Regions from separate parts of the Homo sapiens genome. Here regions 1 and 2 are each linked to region 3. Evidence: chromatin loops called from intact Hi-C (ENCODE). Cell type or tissue: HCT116. All regions are shown on one strand.

Region 1 (8,000 bases), 1.4 Mb before region 3:
TGCACTGGCCAATCACTTCCCTCCCCCTCACCCCAAATCACAGTGAGGAGTTCAGAGGGGAGTGTGGGGCGCACATGAATCAATACCGCGTGTACACGGACCAGGTCCTGGCCTGTCTCTGCATCTATAGATCCACATGCGTGTCAGATCCATGTCTACGTATCTATGCATCTCTGCATGTTCCAGACCCTGTCTCTACATGGGTACGATGTCCCTGGGGTGCTGGAAGCCTCTGGCAGCAGAGTCTGCTCCTCAGATGCCACCTGGCGTGCCCCACACCCCAGTCATTCTTGCTTTGCTCCCTGGAGACTCCATTCCTCCAGTCACAGGCATTTGGCCCTAGGGGCACGGCTGGCACAGCATAAGGTGAGGGAGGTGCGTGGTGCGCACAGGTTAGAGGCGTTTACCCTCGGGACCATGCAAGTGCAGCGGCAGAGCCCTCGTGGGCCCCTGAGCACAGGCACTTCTTTGCGATTTGCTCTCAGGGTGCCTCCATTTCCTCATCCCAGTCTACGTGATTCTCAGGTGAGTCTAGCTCACAGCAAAGAGATCACTGTTCACTGTTAAATTTTAAACTGTGGTCATTAAATGCTATTGCACAGGCAGTATCTAAAGACTGATATCTAAAAACATCTGATTTTCAAAAGCCAGAGTTTGAGAGAGAAAAGATTTGGAAAGAATTCTACGGACGTGGCTTTGCCTGCGGAAGGTCAGAGAATGAGGGTCCAGGACAGAATCACACCCTGACTACAGCTTAGGGAATCCTTGGTGACTCTCTGGCTGCACCAAAGATCAAAGAGGGCCTGGAAGGAGAAAGGTGACAGGAGGGGATTGGCCCGAGCCCAGGTGTAGTAAGCCCATGGAGGCCCTGGGTAAGGGCTCAGGGCTGCAGAGAAGGGTCCGGTCTCCTGGGGTGGGTGCAGCCTCACCGAGAAGCCTACAGTGGCCCAGCCCTGGAGGGGCAGTGAAGGATGGTGACCAAAGAAGGCCCCAGGGCAGCTGCTGACCTGCCTTGACACACAGGATTCTGGAGCCCCAAGGGGGTTGTGGAAGAGCCGCATGGGCCACAGAGAACCAAGGATTCTGAGATGGGCTAAGGGGCATAGGCACGGACCACCGGCCTCAGGCGGGGATGGGGTGAGGGCTGTCAGCAAGGGTGAGGGGCATCCCGGGGCAAACGCCAGTGGAAGACCCAGGCCAGCTCAGGACTGGCTGTAGACAACTGGAAGGACAACGTGGAAGATTCTGAAGCCTGGATAGCCTCCTGGGAGAAGGAGATGCGTTCCAGCGACCACCTTGAAGTCTGGAGAGGACCAAGTGACCTTTGATGGGTGAGATGAAGTTTCGTGCTATTTGTGCAAATGCGGGTCAGTGGAATATGTGACTTTTCAGTTACGGAGAAAGAAAATCAAGGCATCCCACCGATTTCAGGTACTGCGGCTCTGATACTTGTACCTGCTACACTTTGCAAGGAGGTTGGCAAACAATCTTCCATCTGCTCCTGTGTGTCTCGCTGTCGGGAATGGGAAGGGAGGCATTCCTAGGGCTGTTGGCTTTGTGGGTTCCCACTGTCCCACTCCAACATTAGGTCTCGCAGGAGCTGGGATGCAGACCCTGGTCTAAGGCTCATCCAGGAGACCTGTGACGATGCATTTATTTTCTAGCGATCCTCCCTGCAGAGAATGAGCTCCTGAAAGGTGGCCCATGGCATTCTGGGAAGAGACTGTTGGGTAGGGAAGGTCCAGGGTTGGGGGTGAGTCTTGGGGTGGGCAGGAAGGAGGCCTGGCTCATCTGGATCAGCATCTGGTCAGGAAGCAGGGCTGGGGACAGGCAGGTGTTTTCCCATGAGCAGTTTGCATGGAGATGCCTTTCCTGCCCCCAAGAGTGCAGGTGCCGATGTCTGTGTACGTGCTGTGCACGTGGGGGTGCAGACTTGGCACAGCCCTGCACAGTCACTGGATGGGCAGCGGCAGACGTGGAACAGGTCAAACTGCCCTTTGTCTGCAGACTGGGCAGACCTGAGGGACGTGGGGAGAATCAGGCAGGACTCACTGCTGCAGGGCTTCCAGTCACTTTGGGAACCCAAAGGAGCTTCCAGTGCTGAGCCCACTGCAGGCCGTGTGCGGGCAGGGCAGGGACTGAGAGCAGGGGCTTTCCACCAGGACTTCTGCCTGCTGCAATGAGACGGGGCCAGGCAGGCATGAAGCGGAGGCCAGGGGGCTGTGCCAACCTGGAAAAAGTACACATGTAGAAAGTACATGAAGAACGTGATTACCTACAACAGCCCCAGCCAAGCACAGCTGTTCACATTGGGCCCATTTTCTAGGAGTGTGTCTAAGTGGGTGTGAATGGCTGTGTTCAGACTGCATACTCTTTGTATTGTCCCATTTGTCAATGAAAAGTAAGTCCTTCACTTTGGACTGGAAGTCCAACTTTTTTTTTTTTTTTTTTTTTTTGAGGCAGAGTCTTGCTCTGTTGCCCAGGTTGGAGGGCGGTGGTGCAGTCTCGGCTCACGGCAACCTCCACCTCCCAGGTTCAAGTAATTGATTTTCCTGCCTCGGCCTCCAGAGTAGCTGGGATTAGGGGCACCCACCACCATGCCTGGCTAATTTTTTTTGTACTTTTAGTAGAGATGGGGTTTCACAATGTCGGCCAAGCTCGTCTTAAACTTCTGACCTCAAGTGATCCATCTGCCTTGGCCTCCCAAAGTACTGGGATTACAGGCGTGAGCCACCACGCCCGGCCTAGAAGTCCAACTTTTTACCCTTTTGTCCAGACAAGACCTAGTCTTTTTTAGGGGGAGGTTCTGATTAGTGAGTGTAGATTTGCACTTGGTACTGAGGCCTGGTCATGTTTTTAAAGTGTTTCATTGATAAGCTACGGGTGCATGAAAATGTCTTATAATCACACCAGTGTTTGCACCTTAATGTTGTCGTGGGGTGAAACAAGGCTCTATCCATTCACGCTTGGACCACAAGGTCACCTGTGCTTGTTCCCTGCAACTTTGATGTGGGGCTGGTAGGAGACCTCCTGCTATGGGACAGGGGCCAATTCGGGGAGTGTCGAGGTCCCCCTCCGCCAGAGGGAAGCTGCAGCCCCAGTGAGGGGTCAGGAAACCCCGAGTGCTCGGGAACAAGGCTCCAGGGAGTCACTGTCCCAAGCTGGGGAGTTTTCTAAAGGTGTTCGTTGTTGTGGATGGAAGCGACGTTGCTGCCGGACTGGGACGCAGGTGCCAGGGGATACAAGCGAGTTCCGGCTTCACCCACTTTCTTGGTGCCTGTTAGGGAGGCGGGAGCTGTGAGTGTCCTGGAACCCTGCATTTCTTCTCTTGGCTTCCTTTTTATTCTAGAGCTCATGGTCTCTGATGGAGGCTGATTAAATCCCTGGATCTGGTATTTCTAAAGAGTGAGGTTTCTTGTCTTGCCACCAGATGTCAGTAAAATCCCTCTTAAAATAAATGTGCTGCTGGGCAGGTGGATCCAGAGAAGGGAGTCCTGTCTAGGATTTGAGGCTTGGCTGAGGTGCCGGAGAAGGCTGTGGTCCTGTGTGCTGATATGGGCAGCTCTGGTCCCCAGGCTCCTTGGGGAGGCCTGACTCTGAAAGCTCCCCCAACTTGCCTGCCTTGCAATCCCAACTCTGCTGGCACCCTCGCTTGTGCAGGAGGCCACTGCAGTGCAGGCGTGGGACGCGGAGCTGCTGCTGAGGGACCGGGGAGGGGCCCCACGCTGGGGTCTCAGCACTCAGGTTCCTCTGCTTCCGGCAACACCTCGGGCTCCATCTGTGCAGGATTTGTTGCAGGAACAGGGGAGGCTTTACAGGGCTTTGTTCAGCGTGGTTCTGCCTGAGGGCGATGACATTTTTATTTATTTTAATTTATTTTTTTGACACGGAGTCTCGCTCTGTTGCACAGGCTGGAGTACAGTGGTGCGATCTCAGCTCACTGCAACCTCCGCCTCCCGGGTTCAAGTGATTTTCCTGCCTCAGCCTCCTGAGTAGCTGGAGGCTACTCAGACGTGCGCCACCACGCCCAGCTAATTTTTGTATTTTTAATAGAGACAGGGTTTCACCATGTTGGTCAGGCTGGTCTCGAACTCCTGACCTTGTGATCCGCCCGCCTCAGCATCTCAAAGTGCTGGGATTACAGGTGTGAGCCACCACTCCCAGCCAACATTTGTTAATATAACTGCAGAGCCACATCGCGTCCACACCAGGGATGCTGTCGGGGTGACTCTCCATAGGCTGGAGAGGACCCCAGGAGACAGGGGAGGGATGGTGCTGACGGAGGTAGCAGAGGGCCCCGGGTGCAATCCCTATAATTCCCATGCTTTGCCACTTTACCTTAGAAATAGGGACCATCTCTGGATTGTATTTATTGCTCATGAAACAGTTTCACGCCTCTTTTCCACTTGTTCCAGCAGAAGCGTGTGGGTGGCACTGATTCCATTAACGTGTTGTCATCTTATTTACTGGGTTGATACTGATTCCAGAAGCTCTGGGCTGAGAGTGGCCCAGGGTGGGCCTAGCTGTCCTGCTGGGGGCTGGGAGGGCGGCGAGGTGACTGGATGTGCAGGCTTTAGGTAGAGCTGCACTTAAGTCCCAGCCACACTCGTGATTCCTGGATCACCCTGGGAAGTGTCCTGATCGTCCATCTTGCTCCTGTATCTCTAGAATGGCAGCAGTAATGCCTCTGCCATCAATATTTTGAAGTTTAAACAGATACTATCTGAGCTGTAAGAGCAAGAAGTCATGGTGAGCTCTGCAGAAGAGTGAGGAGGGACAGGAGCTAAGAAAGGGCCGAGCCAGCCCTGTAGGCCTCCCACGGGCTTGGAGGGCCCTTGTCTTAGTGGACAGATGAATTGCTTGGGTGATGATGAGCTGGCTGGGGGTTTGGTGGGCCCCTGTCTTAGTGGACAGATGAATCTGCTTGTGTGAACATGAACTGACTGGGGTATCTTTACATGAATAAAGAGCAGATTCGCCAGGAAGTGGAGAGCCTTGAACCAAGGCTTCACGGAATGTGGACACAGAGAGAAGGTGGGACTGCCAAGGCCTTTCCTGAGGCCCCCGCACCTGGCCCAGTGGCTATCAGGTGGCATTCACCTTTGCAGAGCGTGAGAAGGCACGGATGCTGCTGGCAGGCCTGGGCATGGTGGCCCAGCAGCCAGGGCTATGGACAGGAATTCCAGGAGCATGGCCGCTTCCTGGTGCCAGGGGCCTGCTCACCTAGGAGGCCTCTCCCAGGCATCAGATTAGCTTCACAAAGAAGGGAGGCTTAGTGACACCCTGACTCATCTCCCTGAAATAAGAAAACTAACTGCCTAATTCGAAGGCCAAGTCAAACCCTGAAATAGTCCTGGAACTGGAGGGTTATTTTAGGGATAATATAACCACACCAAAAAAATTCCAATGCTCGTTCCTCCTGCCTCTTGCTTTACTATTTCAGATTTTCAGAGTGTTTTTTGTTTTTTTGTTATTTTGGGGGAAAGAAAATCGTTGTACCTCTGCTATTTTTTCCTAAAGTTACATTAAAACCCAGATGGATGCTTTCTTTTCTTCCGTTCGGTGGTGGTGGTGGGGCATTCCTCTAAGATAAGAAGCAATCTTCCCTTCCGGGGTTGTTGAGTCTGGGACTCCTGCTCCTGGGTCATGTGGTTTGGCTCCGTGTCCCCTCCCAAATCTCAGAGCTGTGATTCCGGTGTTGGGGGCAGGACCTGGTGGGAGGTGATGGGATCCTGGGGCCAGATTTCACCCTTGCTGTTCTGGTGATAGTGAGTGAGTTCTCAGGAGATCTGGTTGTTTAAAAGTGTACCGCACCTCCCCCTTCACTCTATTCCTCTTGCTCCGGCCACGTAGGACCTGCCAGCTTCCCCTTCGCCTCCCGCCATGATTGAAAGTTTCTTGAGGCCTCCCCAACCATGCCTCCTGTACGCCCTGTGGAACCAAGAGCCAACTGAACCTCTTTTCAGTGACCCAGTCTCAGGTGTTTCTTTACAGCAGTGTGAGCATGGACTCATACATAGGATCTTTTTTTCCAGCCCTGACTGTGAGAGACTTGCTGGGGTCTGGGCTTGAGGTTCACAGGTTTCTCCTGGGGTGGCTGGGGTGGGGTGACAGCCAGGCTCTGGGCTCAAGCACCTGACACACCTGGCCAATGGGACCACATTCCCTAGAAAGGGGCCATGGGAGAAGCTGGACATCCACCTGCCAGGGTGAGCCAAAGGGCAGGAAGACTGACTGACATTTCAGAGCACGATTCACCAGGAAGCTGATGTGCTAGCTGTCTTCATCTTTGAAGAGTTCAGGAAGTGTTGGAAAAACCAGCTGCTTCTAGAAATTTCTCTCGTATTCTATTTCCTGACATAGAGATTGCCCATTTTTGGTTCCATGGGAGTGTGTATGTCTCTTAGGCCTCAGGCTGGGTTGCAATTCCCAACTAACTGAGACCACTTCCATTTCAGAGAGGGAGGCTCTGTGTGCACCATTCGAATTGTCTTGCAGAAGGATTTATTTTAGATTCTGATTAAAAAAACAAAACCTGAAACAAAACAAAACCTCACTTGCCTGTCATTTTCTGGAAAGTTATCTTCTCCATTCTTAATTTATTTCCTTACGACAAATGTTATTTATTTTCATTATTAAAAATTTAGACTACACATATGAGGTAAAACACAAAAATAAAAATTCATTTTTCCTGGTGATAACTGCTTTTGTGGGCCATCTTTTAAGACTTTTTTCTATGTGCGTATTTTTTTTTACAGTAGTGATATACTTGTCAGTATTTTTTAAAGGCAGGGATAATGGTGTACAATGAGAAAAATTTAGCAAATTCTACATACAGGTTTTTTTGTTTTTTATAAAAAGTAAATGGAAATAGACTAAAATCACATAGAACTAAGTGGCCGTTCTTCAAATGATTCAACATGGAGTTACCATAGGACCAGCAAGTCCGTCCCTAGGCACATGTGAAATGGAAACTCAAGAGAAATAAAAATGCACGTCCACACATCAACGCGTGCATAAATGTTCACAGCCACATCACTCAGTTGCCGAAAGACGAGAACAACCTGAGTGTCCGCCCCCTGAGGATGGGTAGACAACTGTGCTGTATCCACGTGGTGGAACGCTATTTGGCCTCAAAAAGGAATAAAGTGCTGGTACAGGCTGCATGGAGGAAGCTTGAAAACGTTATATAGTAAGTGAAAGATGTGAGTCACAAATCACTACCTAGTATATGATTCTGTTTCTATAGAATTTCCAGGCCGGGCATGGTGGCTCATGCCTGTAATCCCAACACCTTAGGAGGCTGAGGCAGGCAGATCACTTCAGGTCAGGAGTTTGAGACCAGGCTGGCCAACATGGCGAAACCTTGTCTCTACTAAAAATATAAAAATTAGCCGGGCATGGTGGTGTGTGCCTGTAAATCCCAGCTACTCAGAAGGTTGAGGCAGGAGAATCACTTGAACCCGGGAGGTGGAGGTTGCAGTGAGCCGAGATTGTGCCACTGCACTGTAGCCTGTGTGACGAGCAAGACTCTGTCTCAAAAAAAAAAAAAAAAAAAATCCAGAATGGAAAAATCCATAGGGACAAAAATCTATAAGACAGATTAGTGATGGCTTTGAACCTGAGGGCAAGGGCAGAAGGGGGCTAGAGGGTGACAGCTGAAGGCACAGAATTCCTCTTTGTGGTGATGGAAATGTTCGAAAATGCACTGTGGTGAAGGTTGCACGTACCTGTGAATATATTTAAAAACCATTAAATTGTACACTTTTAATGAGAGAATTAATGGTATGTGAGTTATATTCCAGCTAAGCTGTTGGAGGAGAAATGTGAGGAACCCTAGACTTGGGAATGTGAAAGGATTTTAGCAACTGTGTAGCTGGGAACCTCTGTATTTGACCATGTGATGTATTAGAGAGCCCCAAACCCCTTACTAAACAAGGAGAAATATTGCACAAAATGCAGCAGACATTTTAAATGGGTAGTTCAATTCGCAAGAAAGT
Region 2 (8,000 bases), 230 kb before region 3:
TGCAGGTCTGGGGACCCCAAGGAATTCAGGGGCCACAGACACCACAATTCTTCCCTGTCTCTGCTGTAGAATCCAGGCTCTCTCCTCCAAGGGGTGCAGCTGAGGAACTCAGAGAGCAGATTGACCCCGCCGATCCCGGCTGCAGGACTAGCAAGGGCTTCATCTGCAGGTCCCATCCCCTCCAGGGAGGATGGGGATGACAGCCAATGCCCTCGGGTGCGCACCATGGCCAGGACACTGCCCCAACACAGGCCATTCTTTTGATGACCCTGCGAACGTGCACGATGACTGACTCCCGTGTTACAGAGGAGGAGCCAGGAGCACGGAGACGTCAGGAGTCACCCAAGACCATGCAGCCCAGGAGCCAGGATCTGCTCTGCCTGTGCTTTGCACCGACAACCCTCACTGTCTGCACCTCATGGGGTTGTCTGGGTCCTGGGGTTTGTATGAGTAACACGCAGGCAGGCACATGGTCATGCTATCCACTGCCAGCTACCAGTTTTCCGAGCACTATCCCATTTCTTTCCTGGTTCCCAGCTTGTCCCCATGTGGCACCTGGAGGCCAAAGGCAAATCTGGGGCTGTGCATGACAAGGGCTCGGGTGGGAACTCCGCCCACAGACACACCCACCCTCCTGAGGCCCATGTCTGCTCTAGGGCGAGGCCCTGGCTTCCATTGGGTCCACGACAGGCAGGGCTCGAGGTGTCATTATTTCACCCCACAGCCCAACGTGCTTCTGTCAGTCGACGGTTTTTACTCCAGCGAGCAGCATCACCCTTAAAAAGGTGGCAGAAACATGGGAGATGGGTGGGAGGAGGGCAACAGAGCCACCGTCTGCTTTCATCGCCCAAGCGCAGCGGCTCTGCCACCTGGCAGCCGAGGCCATGCAAGATTTCGCAGGAGGAGCCCATGGCCGCGGGGAGGAGGAGTGGGCGCAGGAGCCCACGGAACAGGCCAGGCAGGAGGGAAGGAGGAGTGGGAGACCCAGGCCATTCTCCTTCCCACTTTGGCGCTGGCAGACAGATCCAAGGAGCTGCCGCCAGGGCGGCCTCCAGGCCCCCGAGAAGAATTCCTCAGAGATTTTGCAAAGCCAGGGTTTCCTTCACGCAGTGCCACTGTCACAGGCGTTCGAACCAGAGCAACTCCATCTTGAGTGAGGGCTGGAAAATGAGGCTAGGCCTTGCTGGGCTGCATTCTTAGGAAGTCAGGCATTCCGAGCCTCTAGATGTTTACAGTTCAGGGAACAAATTAACAATGTTTACTAAACAGACCCAGACTTGAGAGTGTCCAGATATCCCCATAACTGGAGAACAAAGGCATTCCTAACTTTGCTTTAAAGCGAATAATATCTATTCTTGTAAAATATAGTAATTAAGAAACCTAATCCTTTATCACAAACCCTTGTAGCAGAGCACATCTCCCCATATGAAGCAGCATTTTCCCAGGGTGGACGCGTCCCTCCTCTTACTTTCTGGAACGTTCTCCTCTGTCTATGGAGCAGCTGCACTTTCACCACTTTGCTTTCTTAATAAACTTGCTTTTACTTTGCCCTGTGAACTCGCCCTGAATTCCTTCTCGCGCAAGACCCAAGAACCCCCTCTTGGGGTCTGGATTGGGACCCCGTCCTGTAACATATTTCTGGCGACCACAGAAGGGATGATAGTGCAGAATCCCTGAGCTGATGGCCACCTGAGGGTGCGTGGTGGGTCCTGCAGCACCCCTGCCTGCCCCACTGGCCACCTCTGCTGCAGGGGGCTTCAGCTGCCACCTCACAGCAGAAAACGTCTCGCCCTGGAAATGAAGTGGGTTCTGCAGGAACCAGGAAGATTTTATTTGATTGCAGTGGTGAAGAGAGAAACGGTCAAAGCTGACTCTGGCACAGGACAGGCTTGGAGGGCGCCGAGGATGAGGTCGAACAGACGATCGCGTGTGCGCCTTGACCTTCCCTGTGCCCTTGCCCTGCCCTGCCCAGCACGATCTGGCCGCCGACATTCTACACGGATAGCAAATGAGGGTCTGAGTCTTCATGTCTTTCCCCTGGAGCTACGCTTCCCACCTGGGAAGCTTTCAAAGCAAACTGGCTGGGACTCCACCCTCAGGTTTCCGATTCCATCACCTGGGGTGTGGCCCTGCCATGGTGTTTCCGACAAGTTCCCACGTGACGCGGCGAGGCCGGCTGCAAAGCTCTGCTCTGGGTCTTTGTTTTGCAGTTTGGAGTAGAAGCATCAACAACGCAGTTAAGCACCAATTCAATGACCCCCTATTTAGTACCTGGCATATTTTGTACTGGGCATGGGACTTGGTTATTGCGCCCCACGTAATTACAGGGTACAGTCCGGGCTGAGAGCCACTTCCCCAGGGATATACACGTCCAGCCCCTGCCTAGGAGGTGTTCCTGGTGGATCTACCTCTTCCTTCAAGTTTACTGTTAAGGGGAGGGATGATTTTTATAGAGAAGGGAGAGTTTCGAAAATGCCAAGTCTCTTAGCTCAGTGTCCGTGCCAGACCCTGCCCTGCTCCAACAGCCCTAGGGCCCCTCTTTCCTGTTCCCTTCAGCCTCTGTTCTTGCTTTTTTGCTGAATCAGCAGAGCATAAAAGTGTCGTCAGATCAACTAGCATCTGCTCCATGCTATGGCCATGTAGGTAGGCAGTGGCTTCTGTCCCACCAGCCACATGGCCACAGTCGTCCAGTTGCCCAGGAGGGGAAGGTGAGTGTAGTATGCCGTCACCACCCTCAGCAGCCTCTCGCGCCACGTCCTGTGACTCGACCCGCATAGTCCTCCCCTCCCAGTGCCCCATCTGGAAATGTAACTCATCTGCCTCTCCAGGGGCTAAAAATCTGATAAATTAATTTCCTTTTAAGATATAAGTGGATTGATAAAGCTTAGTACAGTTACCATCTTAGAGATGCCTCTATTCTGTTGGCCATAGTACCTCCACGTTGAAAGCATGAAGATTCTGTAATGTACATTGGGAGAGAATTCCCCACAGGTCTCTCACATTGCTGTGTGTCTTGCAGGCAAGGCACTAACTGCCTTTGTCCAAAGCTGTCTTTTCCAGAATGACTGTATAGCAAACAGCCTTGAAAGATACAGATCGTTTCTCTCTGGAGCAAAGGGTAAGCATGTTTCCTGCCTATGATAAAAGATTTATATCTTCTGAGCTCAGGGTTTCTCTCTGTAATGCACCTGCTCTGTGTGGGGGCACCCACCTGTGCCCATCCACTTCCAGTACCCCATGGCACTGGAAGACAAGAGGAACTGCCGTAAAGATGCAGATGCCTGTGCTGCCTGTGCCACGAGTGACAGGCTTTTGTCTCTGACCTCGGAATCTCATGCCTCCTACAGAATCTCTGAAATGGGCAGGCTGATGTGTTAGCTCACAAGTGGTGAAATCTCAGTCTTTCACAGTTTCTGGCACTATGTTCACACGGTGGATGATTACACAGCTGTCAGAATGAATGCACTGCAGTGAGACACAACATGGTAAAACTCAGCAACGCAATAGTAAGGCAAAAAGTAGTCTAAAACCACTACAGAAAGCATAATACCACGTTAGTAAAGTTAAGCACGTCTATATTAACACACTTTTTAGGAATACCTATGGGTGCAAAACTATTTTTTAAAAAGTGAAAGTGGAGAAGCAGGGACATGGGATTTAGGATGATGGTCAGCTGGGGGTGAAGAGCTAGGGGATGGTGCGGGAGCATGGGATCAGGTGCAGCCGTGTGGTTTAAGGCAGGTTACAGCCAAAATCCTGGCTTCTGTTTGGGTTGTAGACACTCCATCCACATTATCAAAATAAAACTAGTAGCTCACCGTATTGGCCAATGAATGAAACTGTACTATGTGAAGCAAGGATTATTATTAATTTAGTTTGTTTACCTGAAAATAGTTAGATAAGGATGGACAGATAAATAGATTAAATAAATAAATGCATGGATGAATAGACGGATGGATACATAAACAACAGACAAAAAGCTTGGCGGAAAACCTCCTTCCTGAGGAAGTTTCTTACTCAGGAACTCTTGTCCTTTCTTTTAATCTAAAGATGAAATGAGACATCTTATCGGGAATATTGGTTTAGAGGACTGAGTACCAATGCCACGTGGCAGCGCTTTTTTTTTTCTTTTTTTTTTTTTTTTTTTTTTTGCATAAACACCTGTGATAGCAATTTCTTACATTGCGCAGCCCAGAGACATCCTTCAAGTCCCCCAGTCTGGGCGTGGTCAACTTTGCTGTATGTTCAGGGAGACCCAGCCACAGCATTGAGGGAATTTCTAGAAAAACTCAACAGCTGACCTCTTTGCCTGGCTCCCTGAAGTCCCAAAGAGGCTGAGGGACCCTGGGAACAACTGGAATTGCGGGTTTCTCCCTTGGGTGTTCGCGGGCCTGGGCACAGCGCGATGGGAAACGCAGGTGCCGCCCACCCAGTCGGCAGTTCCGGACCTGCACGGCCGTGCACTCTGCCCCCAGGTGGCGCTCTTGGGATCTGGCCCGCATGGCGGGGTCCTTTGGCTCAGCTTGTTCTGAGCCCCCAGAGCTTGAGCTGCCTGTGCCAATGTCCCCCTAAAAGGGATGCCAGTTTACAGACTTTTCTAGGCCTCTAGGCTTGAGGTAAATCTTACAAGTTAATTTCCTTGAAAGACAGAATTGCTGTGGGTGAAGAAAGGCTTGTATGGCTTGTATGGCCTGAGCAGGGAATGAGGTGTGTAATTTAAAATTACTTCATGGCTGGGCATGATGGCTCACGCCTATAATCCCAACACTTTGGGAACCTGAGGCAAGCAGATCACCGGAGGTCAGGAATTCAAGACCAGCCTGGGCAACATGGTGAATGAAACCCCGTCTCTACTAAAAATACAAAAATTAGCCGGGCATGGTGGCGCATGCCTATAATCCCAGCTACTCAGGAGGCTGAGGCAGGAGAATTGCTTAAACCCGGGATGTGGTGGTTGCAGTGAGCCAAGATTGCACCACTGCACTCCAACCTGGGCAACAGAGCAAGACTCTGTTAAAAAATAAATAACATAAAATAAAATCAGTTCCTAGAAAATGAAATATCGACCGTTGAAATGTGGAGTTTCTGAGGCTACGCAGCCCAGGCCCTGGCTGGAGATTTGTGCTAATAAGCCTCGTGACCCTGGGCACAGCCCAGCTTTATCACCTTCCCTGTGGGTCAGATGCGGAGGCAGCAGCCAGTCTCCAAGTCTGCTTCCAGTGCTGAGATGCCGTCATTCCTGCTTCCACACCACACCCTGGTCCTCGCTGCAGGTGTCCGTTTCCCAGGCCCCTGAAAGAGGAATTGGAAGATAAAGATTCTATTTCAGGCACGATGACCGCTCTCTGATCCCTTCGTCTACACAGCAATTGCACACAACTCCTTTGAGGTTGTTGTTTTTCATCCATGGCCTTCGGTTCACGATGCCCATCACGCCCCCAGTCCAGGAGGATTCATTAGACAATGTCTGTGAAGGGCTGACCTCATCAAAGGGAAGTGCTATATGAATCCGAGGCATTAAAAATAGAAGTGAAGCCAGAAGATGTTTAATCTCAAGGGTAAACGTTTCCTGTGCTGCTCGATAAACCGCACGTGTTCAAAGAGGAGCAGGCAACACAATGCAAGGAGGAGGACGGCGTCTACACGGGAGTAAAAGCAGGCCAGCCCATCGGGCGCTGGAAGAAAAGGCACCCCCGTGCTTAGAGGCCCACTGATGACCAGAGGGGCTGTCCTGGGGCCCACATACGCAGGAGGTGAACAGCATCCCCGTGCCTTGCTCGGCGTTTCCGTGAGGTGTCAAGGCAGCCCTAAGCGGTGCATGTGCCCTGCAATGGGAAGGCGGGGTGGGGCCCTAACCTTCCCCTGGACCTTGGGCAAGCACTTCCTGCCTCTGAGTCCCATCTTGGAGAGGAGGGCTGGCCATACACTTTTCAGTTTGCACAAAGGCCTGTGATGCCTTTGCTGCATGAATTCCATCAAACCCATCCCTGCCTGAGAGGCGTCGGAGCACCGTGGCCAAGAACCCAGATCCTGGAGCCTTGGTTCAAATCTCACTTCTGTCACTTAATATTTCCCCCAATATTTTGTTAAGGAAAAATTTAAACATGGAAAAGCTGCCAGAATGGCTCAGTGAGCACCTGCCCACCCGCCGCCTGCCCGCCACCCACTCCTACATGCTAGCAATGGACATTTTATCACATCTGCCCCCAGGTCCAATGCTCTGTCCACCAACCCATCTTGCTTTCATGTATTTCAAATGAACTTTAGGCCAGGCAGCCTTCCTATCAGGAAGGCTGAGGCATTGGCCTCCCATGGCTGCTCCAGCAACATCTCCAAACCAACAAACAACTCTGCCCAAGAGCAACCAGAGTCGTGTGGATTTCACTTTACAAGTAAGATGCCAGATTAGGGAGAAGGATTACAAATGGGTAGGAAAGTCAGGGATGGTCCCTGTGTGCCTGAGTGCTGTCACTGAACAGCAGCGGGCATCCGTGATTCCGATGCCCACATCAGGGCCCTTCTGAGCACCAGGTAGGTGGCATGTCCAGCACTCCCAGACCCACCAACAGATGACTCGGAAAGGCTGGGCTTTTACTGAAACATCTGTACCAAGAAGTCATCTGCTAATAGTTTTCTTTGTCAGACTCTCTGTTTTCATGTTTCATCATGAGCAATCTCAGCGTTAGAGGAAGTTTGGAGAAAAATAACCCATTGCCCACACCTAACTATTTATGTTTATTTTTATTTATCTATTTTTTTATTTTTTTGCCGGGCCACTTCATGAGACCTCATGTAGTTCACCCTCGGCAACCTCAACATGTCTCTGAAAAACAAGGATGTTCTCCTGCACAGTCAAAGTACCATTCTCACACCTAAGAAAGTCAGTAACGATTCCTTAATACCATCTCCTATCGTGTCCAAATTCAGAATGTCCCCGTTGTCCCCACATGCCTTGTATTACAGAACCAGTCAAAGTTCATGCATTGTATTTTGTTTTTCTGTCTCTATTGCCTCTTTATTTTATTTTATTTTATTTTATTTTATTTTATTTGAGACATAGTCGCACTCTCTTGCCCAGACTGGAGTGCAGTGGTGCCATCTTGGCTCACTGCAACCTCTGCCTCCCGGGTTCAAGCAATTCTGCTGCCTCAGTCTCCTGAGTAGCTGGGATTACAGGTGTCCGCCACCAGGCTCAGCTAATTTTTTGTGTTTTTAGTAGAGATAGGTTTCACCATGTTGGCCAGGCTGGTCTCGAACTCCTGACCTCAGGTGATCCACCCACCTCAGCCTCCCAAACTGTTGGTGGCGTGAGCCACCATACCTGACCTAGAAAAATAATTTACTCTTTAAATTTGATTGGATTTTAACAAAAGTATGTTCATGCCTCCTCAATACATCTTCTATGAGAACTGCATACAGACATTCACCTGTTCACAAGAAACTTTAGTAAATTATTTAAATGTTACTGTGCCCTCCCTGGATTGGACTTTGGAATTTGCCTTTCATTAACACACTACAGTCTGACATGGGGCTAAAATATAAACACTGTCTCTATTTTAAAATAAGTGATCCTACTTAAAATTAGCAAAATGGAACCCTGTTAGGCTGTGAAATGAAGTGCCCAGTTGGACGTCAAGCAAGTGCGGCCTCCCCATTGCCTGACCATCCACCAGTCTCCCTGGAGTGGTGGCTGCTGCATCTGACCCTGACTCAGATGTTAGTTGACTCCAGAGTGTCCGGAGTTTGCCAGCTTCCTGTGTAGAGCCAGAGTGAGACGGGCAGGCAGCCAGGAACGCACCTGCAACAGATGCCCATTGGATGGAGTTTCTCTCCCGGCTTCCCTGCCCTGCTCCCGGAGTCTCCCAGGTCCTAGGCCCTCACTGCCTGAGGCCACAGCCCTGAGTATGCATCAGCTTTTCCTCCCTGAGCTGTGCCAGAGCCCTGAGCCCACCTCGTACCCCCAGGATCCCATCCCTGTCCTCTGGCTTCAGGCTGGAAAG
Region 3 (8,000 bases):
CAGGCTGGTCTCAAACTCTTGACCTCATGATCCGCCCACCTCGGCCTCCCAAAGCGCTGGGATTACAGGCATGAGCCACCACACCCGGCCCGCTTTTTAATTCTTTATAAAATAAAATTCCCTGCGAGGTGCAGTTCATGGAATCCGATAAACTAGAAATCGTCTGGGCCACAGCGCAGGAGCGTCCCAAAGGAAAGCAGGTTCTCCCGAAACAAGTTTCCAGTCGGGGGTTTTCCCCAAGGCGGGGGGTGGTCTGGGCAGCAGCCCTTTCTGGCCTGTGCCTCGTGCGGTAGAGAGGCGTGCTGTCCTCACGGGTCGGGCACGCGGTCCTCACGGGTGTGTCTGTGTCTGTGCTGCGTTGCCAGCTGGCAGCTCGTGGGTCCCACTGACCTTCCCTCCTCCACGGCCACCTGGGCACCACTGCTGGCGGATCTGTGGTTCTGGCCGCACGCGGGGCAGCCTCTGTCCAGCCCTGTCCTGTCTGCCGGCTTGTCTTCTCTGTCCTGAGGGAGGTTCCCCGAGGGAAGCCCCCAGGCTTCCCCCTCTGCATGGGTGCCTGGGGTGTTTCCTCTGCATTTACTCGCAGAACGTTCCCGCCGCTGTTCTTCAACAGCAGGCAGGAGTCTGAGCTGAGTTCAGAAGGGAACAGACACAGTCTGTGAGTTTGTTCCTGAAACCCGTGGAATGTAGCTGGGTACTCAGGCAACTGTCTTTTCTACGTAAAACACAAAACAGAAAAAGGAGGTTTGCGTGTACCCGAGTTTGCATTATGGATATTTAAATGCCAGCTGTGAGGGAGTTTTTGTGCTCAGTTTGAGACCTTGGGACGTCTGTTGTGGCTGAGAGCATTGAGCAGGGCCAGCGTCAGGAGCGGGCAGCAAGTTGCAGATAGGCAGGCTCTGAGCCCATCACCAAGCCACAGAACTGGTGGTGGGAGATGCAGCCGGGAAATGGGGGCGTCCTGCCGTGCTCTGGGGAGTTGCTGCATCTTCTTTTACGGGATAATAAGAAAATATAGTGCTTATATCTTTGGGGTTTGAAGTGTTGGCACACAAGAAAAATGAGGTGTATTTTCTAAAACTCTTGATTGTGAAAGAGAAAAAAAAATACATAAAAACGAGATGACTTGGACTATTTTCCCCAAACAGATATTTGGAAACTGGACGTTTGGAACGCTGGTATTCACCGTGATGGTGTTCACAGTTACACTAAAGGTAAGTGGTCTCGCGCTCACGTTCCTCCCCCAGCCACAGTGAACCCCTGCAGTGTAGGCCTCACGCGCTCTGAGCTCTCTGAATTATAACTCTGTACTGAGGCTGGAAGCCACTCTCCACCCAGCCTTGGCTGGCTCCTGGGGCACCCCTGGGCATCCTTGTCCTGCTGTTTAGACAAGTAATGCACAGCCACTCAGCACACCCGGCCACCCCATGTGCAAACCCCAGAGCTACACCGGAGGTAACCTCGGGAGCAAGCTGCTTCTTTGTGAAAGAATTCAGGCTAGAATTGTTTTCAGTGGCAAGTAGCCCTCCCCCCAGCGCCATCAAAATACACTTTAATTGAAACAAATTAATGTATTTTGAAAAATTTCACTCTTTAAAGTTCAGTGAAATTATATACAGAATATATCATTATGAAATCTCAAAACCTATCAGACTGAGTCTTAAAAAGTGATACCAAAACATTCCTAAGGTGATTTTCTTAGATAGTGATGTAAACAACACCTGACTCTAAAGTAACTTTCTGGCCAGGCATAGTGGCTCACACCTGTAGTTCCAACACTTTGGGAGGCCAAGGTGGATGGATCACCTGAGGTCAGCAGTTCGAGACCAGCCTGGCCAACATGGCAAAACCCCATCTTTACTAAAAACACAAAAAGTAGCCGGGCATGGTGGCACGCGCCTGTAATCCCAGCTACTTGGGAGGCTGAGGCACGAGAATCGCTTGAACCCGGGAGGTGGAGGTTGCAGTGAGCCAAGATCGCACCACTGCACTCCAGCCTGGGCGACAGAGCGAGACTGTCTCAAAAAAATTTTAAGAAGTAACTTTCTTCAGTAGAGACATAAAGAACACCTTAATCTGAATGACTTTCTTCGGTGACGATATAAACAACACCTTGGTCTGTGGCCCGCATGCTGCCATCTGGGAAATACATCCATGGCTCCCTTACCTAGGACCCAGGGCTGTGGCGTCCCCACATTCTTCCTCTCCACTCACACTGTGAGGTGTGGCTTTGTCTTCCTGAGCAGTGTGAGGTGTGGCTTTGTCTTCCTGAGCAGTGTGAGCTGTGGCTTTGTCTCCCGAACGGTGTGAGGTGTGGCTTTGTCTTCCTGAGCGGTGTGAGGTGTGGCTTTGTCTTCCTGAGCGGTGTGAGGTGTGGCTTTGTCTTCCTGAGCGGTGTGAGGTGTGGCTTTGTCTTCCTGAGCGGTGTGAGGTGTGGCTTTGTCTTCTGGAGCGGTGTGAGGTGTGGCTTTGTCTTCCTGAGTGGTGTGAGGTGTGGCTTTGTCTCCTTAATGGTGTGAGGTGTGGCTTTGTCTTCCTGAACGGTGTGAGGTGTGGCTTTGTCTTCCTGAGTGGTGTGAGGTGTGGCTTTGTCTTCCTGAGCGGTGTGAGGTGTGGCTTTGTCTTCCTGAGTGGTGTGAGGTGTGGCTTTGTCTCCTTAATGGTGTGAGGTGTGGCTTTGTCTTCCTGAGCGGTGTGAGGTGTGGCTTTGTCTTCCTGAACAGTGTGAGGTGTGGCTTTGTCTTCCTGAGCGGTGTGAGGTGTGGCTTTGTCTTCCTGAGCGGTGTGAGGTGTGGCTTTGTCTTCCTGAGCGGTGTGAGGTGTGGCTTTGTCTTCCTGAGCCGTGTTTTGCAGGCATTGAGTCGTCATTGCTGGGTCTTGCGTTTGGTTTAGTTTCTCGTCACCCCCCGGCTCTCTGTCCTGCCCATCACGATCATTCTCACTGCTCAGATGACACCGTTAACTGCCCTTTTTTTTTTCCTTTTAGCTTGCATTGGACACACACTACTGGACTTGGATCAACCATTTTGTCATCTGGGGGTCGCTGCTGTTCTACGTTGTCTTTTCGCTTCTCTGGGGAGGAGTGATCTGGTAAATATCTGATAAGTAGCTGATAATCTGATAAATATCATGTGGTTGTTATTTTTTTATCAAGGGTTGAAGACACATTTTCCGTGCGGCCCTGTTGGTTGGGGCAAGTGTTTGTTGAATGGCTGCTGTGTGCTGGGTGTCGTGGGGTCCTGGGATACAGTCGGGGGCAAGACACCGGGGGGTTCCTGCTCCGGTGACTTGCATCTTCCGGGGGAGAAAGACGCTAACTGATAACAGCTTGTGACGAGTTATACGGAGGAACAGACCAGGATTCCGCACCAGGGGACCCATGTCAGATTGAAAGGCCAGAGGTGACTTTTCAGAAACAGTCATTTGAAACCTGGAAGAAGAGCGCCATCATCACAGCAAGTCCCAGCTGGTAACCGCCTCCCACAACGAGGCACTGGCCAGGCATTCGACAGGTCCTGTCTCACTCCATCCTCACGCCCCGCAGCAAGATGGGGCCCAGGCATGGTGGGGCTGGACCTTGCCCGCAGCAGCCTGACTCATCGGGGAGCCTCTGGTTTGGGGGAGAGCAGCAGGCACGCAGGCCCGGGCGGGAGGAGGTCCTCCGTGAGTGGGAGCCGTGGCCAGCGGAGAGGGGCCCGGACCAGGCTGCAGAGCAGGCATGGTGGCCTCCTGGACCGCCGGCCGTGAGGATCCTGGCTCGAGGCTGTCGTGGTCAGTCGAGGCAGAGCACAGCAGAGTTGAGTGGCTCTTTTAAAAACCCCACGGTGGCTGCGTGTTGAGCTGGTGAGAGCGACATAGGCAGGGTGGTCAGTCTAGAGACTGTCGCTGTAAGCCAGGAAACGACGCTGAGTGGTATGGGCCCAGGGCCAGGTCCCAGTCTCAGCCCCAGCGCAGCAGCCTCTGCCACAGCCCTCTGCAGACCTGGGGTCAGTAGCCGGCCTAGGGAAAGCCAGCAACCCACTCAGGATCCCTCAGGGCCCCTGACCTGGGCGGGACTCTCAGCCCAGGAAGAGTCCCTCCGGATTCTCTCGTTCAGCCAGCGGCCCCTGGTGGCCCCAAGTTGCATTACACAGTCTCAGAGATGACAGCCCAGCTTGGAGGGTGTCAGGCACCCTGTCAGCCCCAGAGAAACCTGCTTAGCTCTAGAGAGCCCAGCCCGGCTCTGGAGAGCCCGGCCATTCTAACAGCCCTGAAGGCGATGGCTCTGTAAGAGGAAGATTCCATCCCAAACCTCTCTGACCAGCTCCTGGGCTTTGTAGCCAAGGAGCCACAGCCCGTCAGCCTTGGTAGAACCACAGCCTCTCACATTGTTTCCTAAAACATTGACCCCACGTCTTTGATGTGCTGGGAGCTCACCATGTCACCACCGCTTGGTGATGAGACCCCATCCTCCTGCCCGCCACCAGCACCACGTGGGTGCCCCCAGCCCCATCCCAGGTCTGCCAGCAGCTGCGTGTCCCTCCCGTTACCCACCATGCCCTGCTTCCGTTTCCCTCCTGTTGTCCACACACCAGTTTCACTGTGCTTCCTGGAGCTGGGGCCCTATCTCTGTGTCTCTGCCACCATCCGTAGTGCCTGGGATGTGAAAGGCGATCAGGAAACGTTACCGGAAGGCACGTATAGACGTGGACCTGTGGGCTCGGGCTGGCTGCGGGTCACTGGTCCCTGCATCCTTGCCAGCCTCCCTCATGGAGGCTGACGCAGACGTCTTTGAATCATCCTCTTTCTGGGGAGAGAAGTCATTGCTTGCTCTGTACTGACGACCAGTGCTCGGGACGTCCTTCCCATCCGAGACTTCAAGATAGAAAAACATCCCTATTTCAATCCCTTTGTGTTTTGTTTTTTGTTTTTTTTTTTTTTGCTTCTGTGAAACTGAACTTCAGAGACTTCTATGTCCCATTTGAGATGACTTCATAGAATTCCTTCTCCCGTTCCTCTTACCCCAGCATTACCGGGAGGTTCAGTGTTCATTTTTTATATGATAAATTCAGAGCAGGCTCCGTGGCTTGCCAAGCAACTCTCACTGACAAAAGTGTAAACTCCCTGAACAGACGGCCTCTCCAGTGAGTAGAGAGGCCAGCCCCAGGGAGTACATGCCTCACCAGCGGCTTCTCTTCCCTGCCCCTCAGGCCGTTCCTCAACTACCAGAGGATGTACTACGTGTTCATCCAGATGCTGTCCAGCGGGCCCGCCTGGCTGGCCATCGTGCTGCTGGTGACCATCAGCCTCCTTCCCGACGTCCTCAAGAAAGTCCTGTGCCGGCAGCTGTGGCCAACAGCAACAGAGAGAGTCCAGGTACGGAGTGTCCCCAGCCGGGGCGGGGGTGCCTCAGGGCCCTGGCCTTAGGATTGGGAGATGACCGTTTTGAAAGACAGTGTGAAAGGTTTGGATTTCATGAAACGTGATCAGTTCAGGTATCACTAATGAGTGTCCTGACGGTGCATGATGTTAAACATCAGGTACATTTGCGATGACCGATGTCTAATTTTATGTTTCAACCTAAACAGTCATCTGAAATGAGACACAAATAAGAGAAAAAAGACTGATGCAAAAGGCAAATTATTTCATGTAAATGGAAACCTTTTTTAAAATTAATCATTACTTTAAAAGGTTGAATTACATAATTTTTAAGGATGGTAAATCTGGCTGGAAACGGTAGCATCTGTATCAGGAAATGCTGGTATTGGTGGAGCTGCTTATTTTACACACTCCCAAGTTTTAGGCACAAGCAGAATTCTGGGTCCAGGGAAGACGTGACGATGCCGAGTGTCCCCCCAGGTGCAGGGTTTGGCAGGTGTGAGGACTTAGCTCCCGGTCCCCCATCCTTTTCAGCAGCTGGCCTCTGCCTTCAAGCTCAACCCTAAATCAGAGGCAGTGACCACGACCCACCTCTGCTGCTTTACTGGGAAGCCTGCCTGTCCTCAGAGGGCCGCTGCACCTGTCACGGTCCCTCAGGACTCTATTAACAATGCAAGTTTTCAAGTTTCATCCCCGAAATTTCCAATCACTCCTTGAGGTGGAGCCCTGGACTGGGCAGTGCTGAAGCCCAATGGGGAAATGAGGGGTGGGGGCCCCTGGCAGTGGCTGCTCCTGCAGGGTGTGAGGCTCCCCAGGTGGGAGGAAGACGGGGAGTGAGTGGGGGCCGGGGCCCCAGCCCTGACTCACTCACGTAGCTCAGACACCCGGGGGCTGGCTCCCAGCGGTGCTGCTGTGCTGGGAGGGAAGACAGGTTGCCCTCCCTTGGGGGGCACAGCCTCACCCACCACCCACCTCCAACAATCAGAATGGGACCCTGGCTTGAGAGCTTTCTTGGGACATTGGTGCCGATTTGAAATGTTGAAACCGATGCCACCAGTTCCCGGCACTCCCTCCTTCATGCCTCCTGCCACAGTTTGTAAAATCAGAGCGAGCAAAACTCGTGGTGAAGAGACTGCCTCTCAATGTAGTGAAAATGTCCACACACAGCTCCACTGACTCGGGGGCCACAGGCAGGAGAAACGCAGCAGAACGTGCCAGTTGGCTGCTTATAAGAAGGTCCCACTGAGGGGCCTCTGTGCAGGAGGGGAGACAGTGGGAGCAGGAGCCGGGGCCCTGGCTGAGACTCCGCGGCCCCCAGTGCTTCAGGGGAAACTCACCGGCCCCAAGCAGCCACTCACTGCCCAGCCCTGCCTGTGGCCCGAGAAGCAGCTGTCCAGTGGTGGTTTTCTCTAAGCACGGTCCTTGGTTACTGAGCTCTTTAGCTGTGCAGTTCCACAGCGGGCACACGTGTTCATGACAGGGCTCTGTGCATGGGACACGTGTTCATAACCACATCCCATACATGGGGACGTGGCAGACACACATGTAACAAGGACATCAGGCACAGAAGAGACAGCAGGGCTGGGGGTCTGACCCCGAGAGAGAGCAGGTGCAGCTTGGGGGTGTCTGCTGGGCCCCTAGCTGTGGCCACAGTGGTGTGGCTTGGGGTTTGCACGAGTCTCAGCCCCACCTGGCCCCTGGGTGCATGTGGCTGCAGAGGTGCTTGGTCAAAGATGCCTGAGCAGGCAGGAGTTGAACTCGGGGGGTTAGGAGGGCCTCTCCCCGCAGGAGTCTGGGCTCTTCCATGCACTGTGCACGCAGCCTCCAGAGTCGGGGCTGCCGAGGGCCACGCCCCCGGATGTGTCTGACCACAGGCCCTCTGCTCTGCAACTCATCTCCAGGATGGGTGGGCACTTTGGGAATGCCAGTGAGGACCCTCCCCGTCCCACCCTTTGTTTAGAAGCCCCTGTATTGCTGTGGGTCTCTGCGTCCCACAAGAGCCCCGGGAATGCTTATGAACAGCTACACAGCGGGACCTGCAGAAGGCATAAAGCAGGGGGTGGGAGGGGCTGGCGGGTCACGGTGGGGGGCACCAGTGTCCGCCCAGAGTGACCAGAAGAACTTGCACGTGGTGGCGAGCCTCTGACTAACTCAGCTCTGTCTCTTGTTTCTCTTTCCTTCCCATTTCCTTCCGTCTTCCGACCGCTTTGCCTAAATCCTCACACCTTGTTCACACACCCCTGTGTGCGTGGCCGCTGACCTCGGGACTAAGACTAAGAGCCAGTGCCTTTCTGTCGAGCAGTCAACCATCTTTATGCTTTCTCAGACTTCCAGCAGCCTGAGTTTCTGATGGAACAAGGTGATGCTCCTCTGCCTTCCACGCACCTGGGATGGTAGACACGGGGCAGCAGGGCCATGCCCATCACCAGAGCCCTGAGTCCACGTGCTCTGACGCAGCGTCCACCAGGCGCTGGGTACAGCAGCCTCACGTCGGGAAGTCCCGCCACCACTTACACCTTCTCATGCACAGACTGATCATGGGCTGTGCTTTCCATCAGTCACAGTTAACCAGGGTTTCTCCCTCAGCGTCCGTGCAGCCTCAGAACCCACCTGTGTGAGGGTTCAGACACAGCTGACAGCGG

Evidence for each region. A loop is a pair of places that touch in the nucleus more often than their neighbours do. Peaks named below come from ENCODE experiments on the same cell type or tissue, not always from the same donor. Only the 100,000 strongest peaks of a DNase experiment are listed, where the experiment ranks them.
Region 1: it touches region 3 in a loop (28-fold over the local background); 7 of 110 quality-filtered maps call a loop at or near these places.
Region 2: a loop joins it to region 3, with 15 times the contacts of the local background. A loop is called at or near these places in 83 of 110 quality-filtered maps.

Annotation. Positions count from the first base shown.
Region 1 is chr13:111,471,200-111,479,199 of GRCh38, forward strand. No RefSeq gene overlaps it. Among named protein-coding and RNA genes, the nearest start is that of LINC02337, 120 kb to the right of the region's middle. RefSeq lists an enhancer at 3,667-4,167. In HCT116, a CTCF peak has its summit at 3,434 (motif pointing right); a DNase peak (open chromatin) is centred at 3,442.
Region 2 is chr13:112,636,464-112,644,463 of GRCh38, forward strand. No RefSeq gene overlaps it. Among named protein-coding and RNA genes, the nearest start is that of ATP11AUN, 6.6 kb to the right of the region's middle. RefSeq lists an enhancer at 420-1,089 and a silencer at 6,196-6,379. In HCT116, a CTCF peak has its summit at 4,487 (motif pointing right); a DNase peak (open chromatin) is centred at 4,488; H3K4me3 peaks cover 532 bases; H3K27me3 peaks cover 1,073 bases.
Region 3 is chr13:112,870,587-112,878,586 of GRCh38, forward strand. It overlaps ATP11A (ATPase phospholipid transporting 11A), which reads left to right. Exons shown (of 30, transcript NM_015205.3): 26 at 1,149-1,214; 27 at 2,987-3,090; 28 at 5,190-5,355; 29 at 7,631-7,717. The coding sequence ends at 7,708. Among named protein-coding and RNA genes, the nearest start is that of MCF2L-AS1, 94 kb to the right of the region's middle. RefSeq lists enhancers at 1,744-2,943, 2,083-2,584, 2,585-3,084, 2,706-2,755 and a silencer at 4,646-4,835. In HCT116, a CTCF peak has its summit at 4,122 (motif pointing left); DNase peaks (open chromatin) are centred at 2,545, 2,830 and 4,105; H3K4me3 peaks cover 1,591 bases; H3K27ac peaks cover 2,934 bases.